Regions from separate parts of the Mus musculus genome. Here region 1 is linked to region 2. A link is a loop called in an ENCODE intact Hi-C map of the cell type or tissue named here. Cell type or tissue: heart. All regions are shown on one strand. Each heading gives the region's core, and the rest is flanking DNA. Links, peaks and the distances in the headings are about the cores only.

The links. A loop is a pair of places that touch in the nucleus more often than their neighbours do. Peaks named below come from ENCODE experiments on the same cell type or tissue, not always from the same donor. Only the 100,000 strongest peaks of a DNase experiment are listed, where the experiment ranks them.
Region 1: a loop joins it to region 2, with 12 times the contacts of the local background. A loop is called at or near these places in 2 of 42 quality-filtered maps.

What each region holds. Positions count from the first base shown.
Region 1 is chr6:40,320,279-40,325,656 of GRCm38, forward strand. It overlaps Agk (acylglycerol kinase), which reads left to right and starts at 5,200. Exons shown (of 16, transcript NM_023538.2): 1 at 5,200-5,252. In heart, for the core only: no CTCF peak of the experiment used is centred there; no DNase peak of the experiment used is centred there; H3K4me3 peaks cover 808 bases; H3K27ac peaks cover 837 bases.
Region 2 is chr6:40,433,942-40,439,319 of GRCm38, forward strand. Dennd11 (DENN domain containing 11) reads right to left here and starts at 2,194. Exons shown (of 9, transcript NM_001356375.1): 1 at 1,917-2,194. The coding sequence starts at 2,184. It also overlaps a transcript of Wee2 not described here. In heart, for the core only: no CTCF peak of the experiment used is centred there; DNase peaks (open chromatin) are centred at 1,420 and 2,210; H3K4me3 peaks cover 1,983 bases; H3K27ac peaks cover 1,590 bases; H3K27me3 peaks cover 1,494 bases.

The sequences.
Region 1 (5,378 bases), core at 230-5,229, 110 kb before region 2:
GATGCAGGAGCCCACAAATGGCCTTACAAGAACATAATACAAACATGAAGAATTAACTTGAGACAGTGAATTAACTGGAGACAGTGCAATTGGTATCTGCCCAGCATAGCTTGGATTCTCTAGGAAGCATAACCTAAGACAGTGCATGCTAATTGTGACTGCTTACCAAATTGCTGTGTACTCAGTAGTTTAACATACAATGTATTATCTTACAGTTTTGGAAACCAGAAATCTAAAATGGGTCTGCAGGATTAAAACCTTCTGTTTCTTGGAGAGAACCACAGGCAAACTTCAGAGTATTAAAGCAGTCTATGTGGCCAAGTTCACACTCACCTGCGATGCCCATGTGGCAGTAATATATGATTCTAATCTTGAGAGGTACTAAGCCCAGAAAGGAGTGTAGTCCTCCCTTCACATATAAGATAGAAAACAAGACATAAGCCATAAGAAAGGCACACACATGTGCTCGAGCGCGCTCACCCCCCAGATGCATATGTAATTATTTTTAAGGCTTTTTAAAACTATCATTTTCTGATCAAAGTTCACTGTCCCCATTTTCAGGACTCCCCCTCGCCCCCAATCCTAAAGCATGTTCTTTGCCTTCTCCTTGGATCATCCCACAGGTCTCGGGGGTTTCAAGCCTCCAGTCAAGCAGTTGCACAGACTCATTTCCACAAATGAACAGGTTAGATAGTTGGAAAAGAAATTCCGAAAGTAATTCACCGACTCCCTCAGCAGTAAACTATTTTAGAACACTAAGGGATTGTTTTAAAGCATGATGTTCTCCCATCTTCTAATGGACAAATGGAGAGAGTGGTTGGAAGTTCACACTATTCCCAGGGAGAGTGGTGGGAAAGTCACACTGTCCCAGTGAAAAGTAGGACAGAGTATGGTTTACTGCACTTAACCTCATCAGATGTTTTTGTTGTTCTTCAAGCATTCATCTGGAGTCTAAGTTATAAACAAATGAAATGGGACTTGTGAAGGTAGATTGCAAGCCCTGTGGGGGTGGGCACCATGGAGGGCACTAAACTTGAAGCCAGCCTCAGACCTTTCCATGCGGCCCATCACACGCCTCTCAGCAGATGCTGAGTGACAGAATGATGGAAGAAAGAAGAGAGAAAGTTGTGTTGCTTGGCTTGATCCCCCTCCATCATGAGGGTTGCTGAATTTAAACTATCTGGAGGTCTGCATCAGCACAGTGTTCGTGTAGCTCTCTTGTTACTACGAGTCCACTGACTGCACTAGAGATATCTGTAAAATGTAAACCAGACCCAACAATTCTGCTGACAGAATCCTATTCTACTGAGTGGTGTGTCCAAAAAAGCTTTCCCATGCAGGAAAGGGGCTTAATTTCTCTGTCCTTGAGGAAGAGTTGAGGAAGACCTCTCCACTCCCAAAAAGGAAAGAAGGAAAGAAAGAAAGAAAGAGATTAACATGAGAAAACAAGCATAATTATTAATATGTGACCATCAGGAGGAAGCTCAAATTGGTGACTTAGAACTCTGTCTTAGATGGCACTCCAAACAAAGAACAATAACATTTAAGCAGGTGACAGAAGTGAGGGGTGAAGGATTTTGATTTTATATTGACAGCAATGTAGGTGGAGTTAAATACATTGGCAGATAAAGACCGTTTTGATAAATAAATCATGCAAATGCTGATGTGGGCCCACAGCTGTCCTCAGTGGTTAGCCTTTGTTGTCTGTGGACTAGAGTTGTATGGAAAAAAGGTACACTGCTATTCAAGAGTCTGCAGACCAGTAGACTGATTAGAACTTCATGACAGTGGGGAGATGGAATGTCACAGATGGATAGCCAAATTTCTTCTCTCTTGCCTGTAGTAGCTATTTACCACCAAACTCTCTACCTAACCCATCTTTGTGACTACTAGTTAAAACTTTAGGAATGATATAACTGTAAACTTCCACCAACCCAAATCTAAGAAGGTCATCCATCACATGGCATCTGAAACCTATGGAAGAGATTTCTCTGTGGTGCTGTTTCCTGCCTACTTGACATCTTAAATGGTGTACTGGCTAGTTTTCTGTCAATTTGACACAGCTGGAGTTATCACAGAGAAAGGAGCTTCGGTTGAGGAAATGCCTCCATGAGATCTAACTGTAAGGCATTTTTCTCAATTAGTGATCAAGGGGGAAAGGCCCCTTGTGGGTGGGACCATCCCTGGGCTGGTAGTCTTGGGTTCTATAAGAGAGCAGGCTGAGCAAGCCAATAAAGAACATTCCTCCATGGCCTCTGCATCAGCTCCTGCTTCCTAACCTGCTTGAGTTCCAGTCCTGACTTCCTTTGGTGATGAACAGCAGTATGGAAGTGTAAGCTGAATAAACCCTTGCCTCTCCAACTTGCTTCTTGGTCATGATGTTTGTGCAGGAATAGAAACCCTGACTAAGACAAATTGGTAACCAGCAGAGTGGAATATTCCTGTGACAACCTAACCATGTTTTGGGGAGGACTGTGGAAGGACTTTGGAACTTTGGGCCAGAAGATCCATTTGCTGTTAAAAACTCTGTGAGATATTGTGTAGGAGCTTGGAAGATAATGTTGAGAGCAGTGCAGAAAATGGAGGCCTGGCTTGTGAAATTTCAGAGGGAAAATTAAAGACTCTTTTCAGGGCCATTGCTGTTTTGATTGTGAAGATTCTGTAGTTCTGGTTAGCTGGGGCTGAAGAATCAGCTGTGATTAACAATATACCAGAACAACTAAAGCAAAAACTTTGCATTTCTGGGACTATTGATGCTGGTTAGCTGGAGCTAAGAAATTAGCAGTGATTAAGAAGAGACCAGCATCATTGAGGTGACATCTTCTGGGAAGTGTTTTTGAGAGCACAGAGGCTGTATTCCAGAGATGGCCAAGGTTGTACCTTGTGCTGTGGCTGGACTTGGTAATGTGTAAGATTCACCCAGGTGGTACTGGTTTTGAAGGCATGAAGAGGTCATGCAGAGCAGCTGAGGCTCAGCACAGTGAGAGGCCATGGAAGGCCATTGGTGAAGGTGCAGCCTCAGCTGCAATTGATTTTCCAGGACAGAAGGGGTCATGTAAAGGAGTTGAGGCTTGGCACCATGAAGAGAGCCTATGAGAGGCTGTTGGTGAAGCATAGTTACAGCGAAAGACTACAGTGTTTGGAGATGCCAGTACCATGAGATGACCACCAAGAACAGCAGCAACAGTGGAGTACAGGCAGCTGGAGCCTAGAAGACAAAATGAGTGCTACAAAGGACAGGGCTGGAGAAGTGACCCAAGCCCTTGGAGGAGCCCAGAAGATTGTGAGTTTGATCCCAGACATTGGACAGTTGGAGTTTAATTTTTGCTTTTGATTGTGACTGTGCCCTGATGTTTTTCCCTCTTGAAGTAAGAAACTATTTTTAGTGGAGCCCACAGTTAAGAGACTTTTAATTGTAAAAAGGCTTTGGGTTTTAAAAGAGATGGATATTTTAAGAATATGTAGAGACTGTGGGACTTTTAAAGTTATTTAGATCTTGGGGATGAATAAGAATGTAAGGGTTGAGGCTTACTAGTGATGTGTTTGTGTGTCAAGTTGACAAGGGGTCAATTGTACTGGCTAGTTTTGTGTCAACTTGACACAGTTGGAATTATCACAGAGAAAGGAGCTTCAGTTGGGGAAATGCCTCCATGAGATTTTTCTCAACTAGTGATCAAGGGGGAAAGGCCCCTTGTGGGTGGGACCATCACTGGGCTGGTAGTCTTGGGTTCTATAAGAGAGCAGGCTGAGCAAGCCAGGGGAAGCAAACCAGTAAGGAACATCTCTCCATGGCTTCTGCATCAGCACCTGCTTTCTAACCTGTCTGAGTTCCAGTCCTGACTTCCTTTGATGATGAACAGCAATATGGAAGTGTAAGCTGAATAAACCCTTTCCTCCCCAACTGCTTCTTGGTCATGTTTGTTCGGGAATAGAAACCCTGACTAAGACAAATGGGCTCATGGCTTTATTTTATTTTCTGATTCATAAGTGTCCAACTAACCTATTCTACGGTGGAACGTGTCATTCAGGGCAACTTGAATCTGTGTTCCAAAACCATTGCCATTCATACTTGGCTCAGAATACATTTATTTCCTGTTTCCTAGGGAGACAGCAGTGAAGAAATGTCTATTTTCTCCAGATAGTGACAGGAACAGACCCCGAAGAAATGATTCCACTAAAGTCTAGATTTGTGGATCCATGAATTTGATTGGGGTAGTGAGGAATTACCTATAGGAACATGAGCAACTTAGAGGAGGCAATACCAGTGAAGAAGTTCCCTCAACACTCCTCAGCCCCTCTGGCCCAGTAACCTTTAATTGCTTGTACATCTTGTGGAAGATGGGAGTCCCTAGAGATCAAATATTAGTGGATCCAGTCTTGGGACATCTCAGGCGAGTTCCCATTTGAAGATGTTCCTACTGAAAAACTGTTCCCATTTAAGACAGCAATGTTGTGCCCTCAGGGCAGACTTCTAAGAGTCCTCTTTGCAGCAAAATCTGTTTTATTTTGTTGACATCTTCCTCGCAGTGAAAGGTGGCAAGATAAAAAGTTTTTGTAACTGCCTTGGTGTAAGGCAGCTAACAGGAAGCTTCTCTGCACCTGCCCTTCATCTTCAGCCCAGCGATCTTTATATTTTAACAAGACACATTTTTCTGTTGTCCAACACCCCTGTGGGCTCTCCTGCTGCATGGCTCCCTTTTCTCATAGCTCTTTCTGCCTCCAGCACACAGGCCTAAGGGTTCTGTGATTTTGTGCCTGATTTCCCCAGCCTCAGCCCCACTCCCACCCCACCCTGCTCTTCCGTGCATCCAGACCTGATCATCATCTTCCTGCTCTCTGGAGCTCAAACTTCCGCTCGTTAATTTAACACAGTGCCTCCTCATCTCCCGCCCTGTCGCTGGGTTTTGTTTTATTTTGTTTCATTTACCACTATGCCTTAGCCATTTAATTACTTTCTGATTTAGTTCCAAATCGTAAAACTGTTCTTATTATGTATTGTGAACTTTCCAGAAACGACTGGCTGGCGACAGATGGATAGATGAAAGATTGAATGAACAAGTAATGTGAGAGAAAGGGAAGGGAGGGCGGTGGCTGCTGCGAGCCCATCCCTAGGTCACGGGAGGGCTCGCCCCCGCCTGGCTCGCGCTGCTCCGCGTCGGAACCCGAGAGCAGAGGGAGCGGTTTCCCTGAAAAGAGAGGGAGAGTTTTGTGAGAGCACACAGGAAAGGCCGGGCGCTGAGCGGCGGGCAGCGGTGAGTTCGGGGAGCAAGCTAGGGCCGCGGGATGTGTGTTGTCAGGGTGTGGAGCGCAGCCGCTGGTGGCTGCGTTGAGCAGAGCGTCCGGGGAACCCGCCTGGCGTCCGGGGATCGGCCACGCGG
Region 2 (5,378 bases), core at 78-5,077:
CCAAGTGCACACACCTTCCTCTCTGCAGATCCCCAAGGGAAGTGACCAGGCAATGTGAGGGGCCAAGGTTCAGGCAGTGGAGTGTGCTAGAAAGATATTGGTTAAGCTGGCTCATTATTTCCAAAATATGTAACCATCCTTGGTGCCTTTCCTCATAAGCAAACTAGGTATAAAATAATCAGCAAATTGCAGAGTGGTTAGAATGAAATCAGAGTAAAATGCTTGCACAAATGTCACAGTATTAGTAACAGCTCTTGCCTTTTCATAGTAACCTTAGTATAAAAACCAACCCCCCTCTCTGTCTCTGTCTCTGTCTCTGTCTCTGTCTGTCTGTTGGTCTGTCTGTGTCTGTGTCTGTCCCCCCTCCTCCCCCCTCACACACAGACAGTATAAACCAGAAAGCCAGTCACCAGCTGTGAATGGAAAGATATGGGAGCCCCTACAAGGGCCTCAATCTCCGTAATCAATGAGAGTAATGGATCGATAATCCATTTTATCAGCTCTACCTGTGACTAGTGTGAGATTTCCTTCCCCCCTCCTTTCCCTAGACTCTATCACCAGACAGCTACCATTATGCAGTCAGAAAGCCATTAATGTCTCGTTCCCAGTTCTGAACCTCGGGTGACTCTCAAGCTTGCCTCGATTTACCTGAGCACAAATCCTGACTGTATGAGTCAGGGCAGTATGTGTGATGACCATTAATAAGCACGGAGGGGGCCAATACTGAGTTTCCTATCAGGAAACTCGGGCTTCCCTTAGTTTGAATGTTCTGGTTGTGATGCAAATTTAATTCGATATGGCAGGTTAAAGTCAGAAAAGTTTGAAAGACTGTGGGATAAGGCAACAAGTAGACGGGATGGGGGTGGGGGCTGAGTTCTTCCCACAAGTCCTGCCGCTAGGAATAGGGCATTCGCCTTTGTAAGGAGCCTGTTTGCTGGCTCAGAATCGTTGACCATGGTTAAGCCACCCACCCTAGAAGCCACCAGCATCCATCATCTCTGAAGTACCTGGCACATAATCCTATTTCTTCTTCCTAGCCCATCCATCCTCTCAGGGTTGGAAGACTGGCTGGGAACTTCCAGAAGGAAGAAAACCATCCTTCCCTCACAAACACCAGCTCCTCACGCTAGCAGCTCAAAGGAGAAATCGAGGAAGAAGCATCCGAGCATTCCTCTTCCTCAAATAAGCAGCTGGGGGATTCCAATGCCTTAAGCTGGAGCCCACAGCCATTCGTTCACTTTTATCCCCTCGCGGAACCGCCTACTGTTGCAACGCACTCCCCACCCCGGAGTGGGTGGCTAGGGTAGAGACGGTGTGACACAGCCAGTGAGTCTTCCCAGAAAGGCAGCCTGCCAGCGAAAGCTTCTCCAGCCCCATCCCCTAACGCTCTCACGTTAATTCCTAAAAATGAAGCCTTCGGAGAAAGTGAACTAGGCGGCTGGGAAAGTTACGGCGCAGGGAGCAATCCGGAGCAAGGGCAGGCGCAGAGCAGGGTCGTTCTGAACCCTCGTGGGAGGCGACGTACGCGGGAGGGGGGGGGGTGTCTTCCTCTCGGCGTCTATAAGAACCTTTCAGCCCAGCAGGAAAACAGAGAAAACAAAAGCCAATGTGCCCGCTGCCGCAAACCAATCCTCCCGCACTGAAGCGGAGCAAATAGGAGAGCGGCGACTAGGCGGCGGAGCGGAGCTGAGAGCGGCGGCGGGACGGAGCAGGGGGCGGAACAAAGCCCCCGGGATCCCTCGGCTCCAGTCTGGAGACACAGCGCCCCCGTGCCCCGGGACCCCCGGGCAGGGAGGGATGCAGGTGTGTGGGTGCGAGTGCGTGCGCAGCGAGTCCCTCCCCCGCGCCCCCGAAACCCAGTGTGCAGTCTCCCCCACCGCCCCCCCCCAATCCTTCCATCCCTAAGTGGCTCTCACCGGAGCGAGGATCGAAGGTGACCACGAACACGGCCACCACCTGGTCCTCCTCTACGTCGCCTAGCTCTAGGCGCCCCGGCTGCAGCAGCACTTCGGGGGGAGCTGGCTCGTCGGGTTCCCGCCTTCGGGGCGCCTCCGCGGCCACTCGGCCCTCCCCACTGCCGCCCCGGACCCATCCTCCAGCTTGCAGCGCGGGGTCCTGCGGCACAGAGACCGCGGGGCCCTCGGCCCAGCGCAGCAGCGGCGCCGCGTCTCCCTGCTCCACCATGGCGAGGCGAGGCGGAGCCGGGGCGCGAGGGGCGGGGCAGGCTGCGGGCACTCCCCTCCGGGCCTGCCCGCCCTGCCGCTTTCTGCGGTGCGGAGGCTCTCTGGGTGCCCGCTGGGCTTGGCCACACCTGCCCCTGCTCGGACACCAGCGCACTTGCTTGGTCCCGGAGCTCTGGAAGGTGGCCCGCACGGGTTCAGCGCCCCGTGGCCTGGTCCGGGCTTCAGCTCTGCATCTCTGTATGTGGGTGCTCTTGATCCATAGTGTAGGGTGCAGGACGCGCATCCCTTAGTCTGTCACCTGCGCGTGGGTTGAAGAGCCTTCCCAACTAGGATTCCACTGTGAATTTTTGAACGTCACCATTATGGAGCGGAGCACATATATTATATAATCCCGAGAGCTTGGTGAAAACTGCCTCCAAGTCAGGAAGTGAAGCAGAGGACATCCCAAGTGTTTCAAATACACACACAAATCAAGATCAAAAGGACTGTAAGGTTGCCATTGGGCATTTAACTTTATTTATATAACAGGCTGGTCGAGATAGTGATCATTAATTTATTTCCTTGCATATATGCAGTTTGGAGATATTAAGCTGGAGGGCTGGGGTGGGGGTGGGGGGCATTCTACATTAAAATAAGCAGGAAAAAGTGAGTAGGAAAGCAGCCCTTAAGCCTGTCTGTGGCTTTGGTAAGTAAGGATTGCCAATGAATTCCCTCTGAATATTTACAAATAAAAATTTGAATTTCTCAGTTCTTGGAAGGGGGTAAATCTGGTGACTAACTTAGAGGTATGCATAAGAAATATCCATTAAAATTATGAAAAAAATAAGATAGCAAGAGACAATTATTTTTAGATAGAATTCACCTCATGTTTCTGACAAGGACTTGGTAAAATTTTTGTGTTACCTGTTAACTCCAGGGACTTTGTGAAGCCCAGGTCTCCCTGCTTTGATCCTGTTCCCAAGAGGATCATCAATGACTGCCTACCCACAGCTGCTGCTAGTTCCAAATATGTGACTCACGCCTTAACAGTAAAACGTTTTACCAAAAAGTAGTGATTGCTGTCATCATCATTAGTTAGTTCACCCTAACCCCCATCCCCTAAAGACATGTTAAGTGACTACCTCACTCAATTAATGGAGTAATTACTGAAATGGGAGTCTGGGGAATGTACAGTCCAAGCCAGGGCTAGGGCACAATCCAGTTTAAATTCAAGGGCACATCTGCTTGAGTTTTGCACAAACTCTGAAGGCCAGACAACAAAGCCCACTACTTCAGAAACTGAGGCACAGCCAAAGCTGAAGTTGAGAAGTACAAGATTCTATTTTTAGATACAAAACTCGGTTGATAGATAATCCTTAACCACTTTCCAAAGTCACCGGTTTTAGGGCAAATGGGTTGGTCGGTTCTTTCTTTTCTTTTTCTTTCTTCCTTCCTTCCTTCCTTCCTTTCTCTTTTTTAATAGTTGTGTTGTTTGTTTTTGGTGTTTTTCTTCTTGTTTTTGTTTTGTTTTGTTTGAGGCACTTTCTCTATGTAGTCCTGGCTGTCCTGGGACTCTCTCTATAGACCAGGCTAGCCTGGAACTCAGAGATCCTCCTGCCTTTGCCTCCCAAATGCTGGGATTAAAGGTGTGGGCACCATCACCGTCCGGCTGGTATTTTTCTTTCTTACTTGAGAAAAATACTTTCCTGGGTTGTTGTTGTTGTTGTTGTTGTTGTTGTTGTTTGGCAATGTCTACCTCTCCCACCACCCCCTAATTTAATGTCCTACATATATACCGATAAATCAACTTGTAATGTCCATACCAACCACCTCTCTGTACATAAAAGCAGTTTTCAAACTGACAGCCATGTTCTGTCTTCAGCATATTCTAGTTCACCAACCATGGAGCCTAATAATATATTCCTGGTGCTTTGCATAATATTGCTCAACAGGTATCTGTCAGCTCAGGAAGTGGAAGCAGAAACTTACACTCCGATGCTGCAGGCCCTCTGCCAGGCTTTATCTAGTATTGTGCCCATGGTAGGTGCTCAAAACTGTTTGTGAGGGCGATAACACTCTTTTAGCACACACACATTCACAATCTGAAAGAGGCCTTTATACCTGACCCCCAGATTAACCTTTGTATCTACTGAATTGTCACATGATGATAGAGACATTGAGTCTGGCTGTTAGAACACTTCTGCTTGGGAACAAGTGTTTGAGATGAGATGGGAGAAAGGTCACTTATTTTCAAAGATACTCAGCTGGCAGAGTATTTTGAAATGTGTTCACTTAGAACACCATGTCTACATTTTAAATAAAATCTTTTGGTCTCCCAAATACTAAATATATCTCCATCACATAAAATACAGAATATTTTTAGTCTACCATGTCATCACATAGATGTAAAGTCTTAAATTGTCTTAGCTCATCAGTTCTAGAGCACAGAACGCAACTGTGTATAAACATGTTGTGGTGTCTGACAGTTGTCACTGAGGTCTGGTTGTCACAGAAGAGATTCCTGGTGGCATTGTCAGAAGTGGGAAGGAACCACCAACCCAACCAGGGACTACGCTGAGTAAAAGCCATGCTTGAAGTTCCCTGGAAGCTGCTGGTGCTGTGACTTCAAAGGAAAAACTATCTGAATCAGCAGCCTGCGATCCAAAGTCTTAGCTGGGAGTTTTTTCTCACCCCCAGCCCCTCTAGTGACAAATTCAAAACAAGAAATTTCCTTATCTAGCTCTCTCTGTAGGAGGCTGCTTTACTGTTTTATATGGGGCTATACCAGCAAGGGAATTCAATGGCTTGTCTTAAACAGATATTTATTAGATAGTTTCTTTCTGTGTTTGTTTGTTTGTTTAGAGTATGCTCAATGTTAGATTTGTTTTCTTTTCTCCCTTACATCAGATCATGAACATTTTGGTATCCTATCACGGAAAACTACATGAATTATTTTTGTGGCTAGTGTTATGTGAGAGTCGGATCATTTATATCACCATCTGCCATTGCTGGAAAGTAAAGCTCTTCCCCTTCTGTTGTGTCGTAAGTTTTGCCCGAATTTCACTCTTACTGTAAAGCTCTGTAACCTTCAGCCCTGAGCACATAATGGGAGAGATATAAAAAAGACAGATGCGTCTCTTCTCTCAAACTCACAACCCAGCAGGAAAAGCAGACAATAAATAAAACATGGGGTAAGGGAGGGCAGTCAGCCATTCT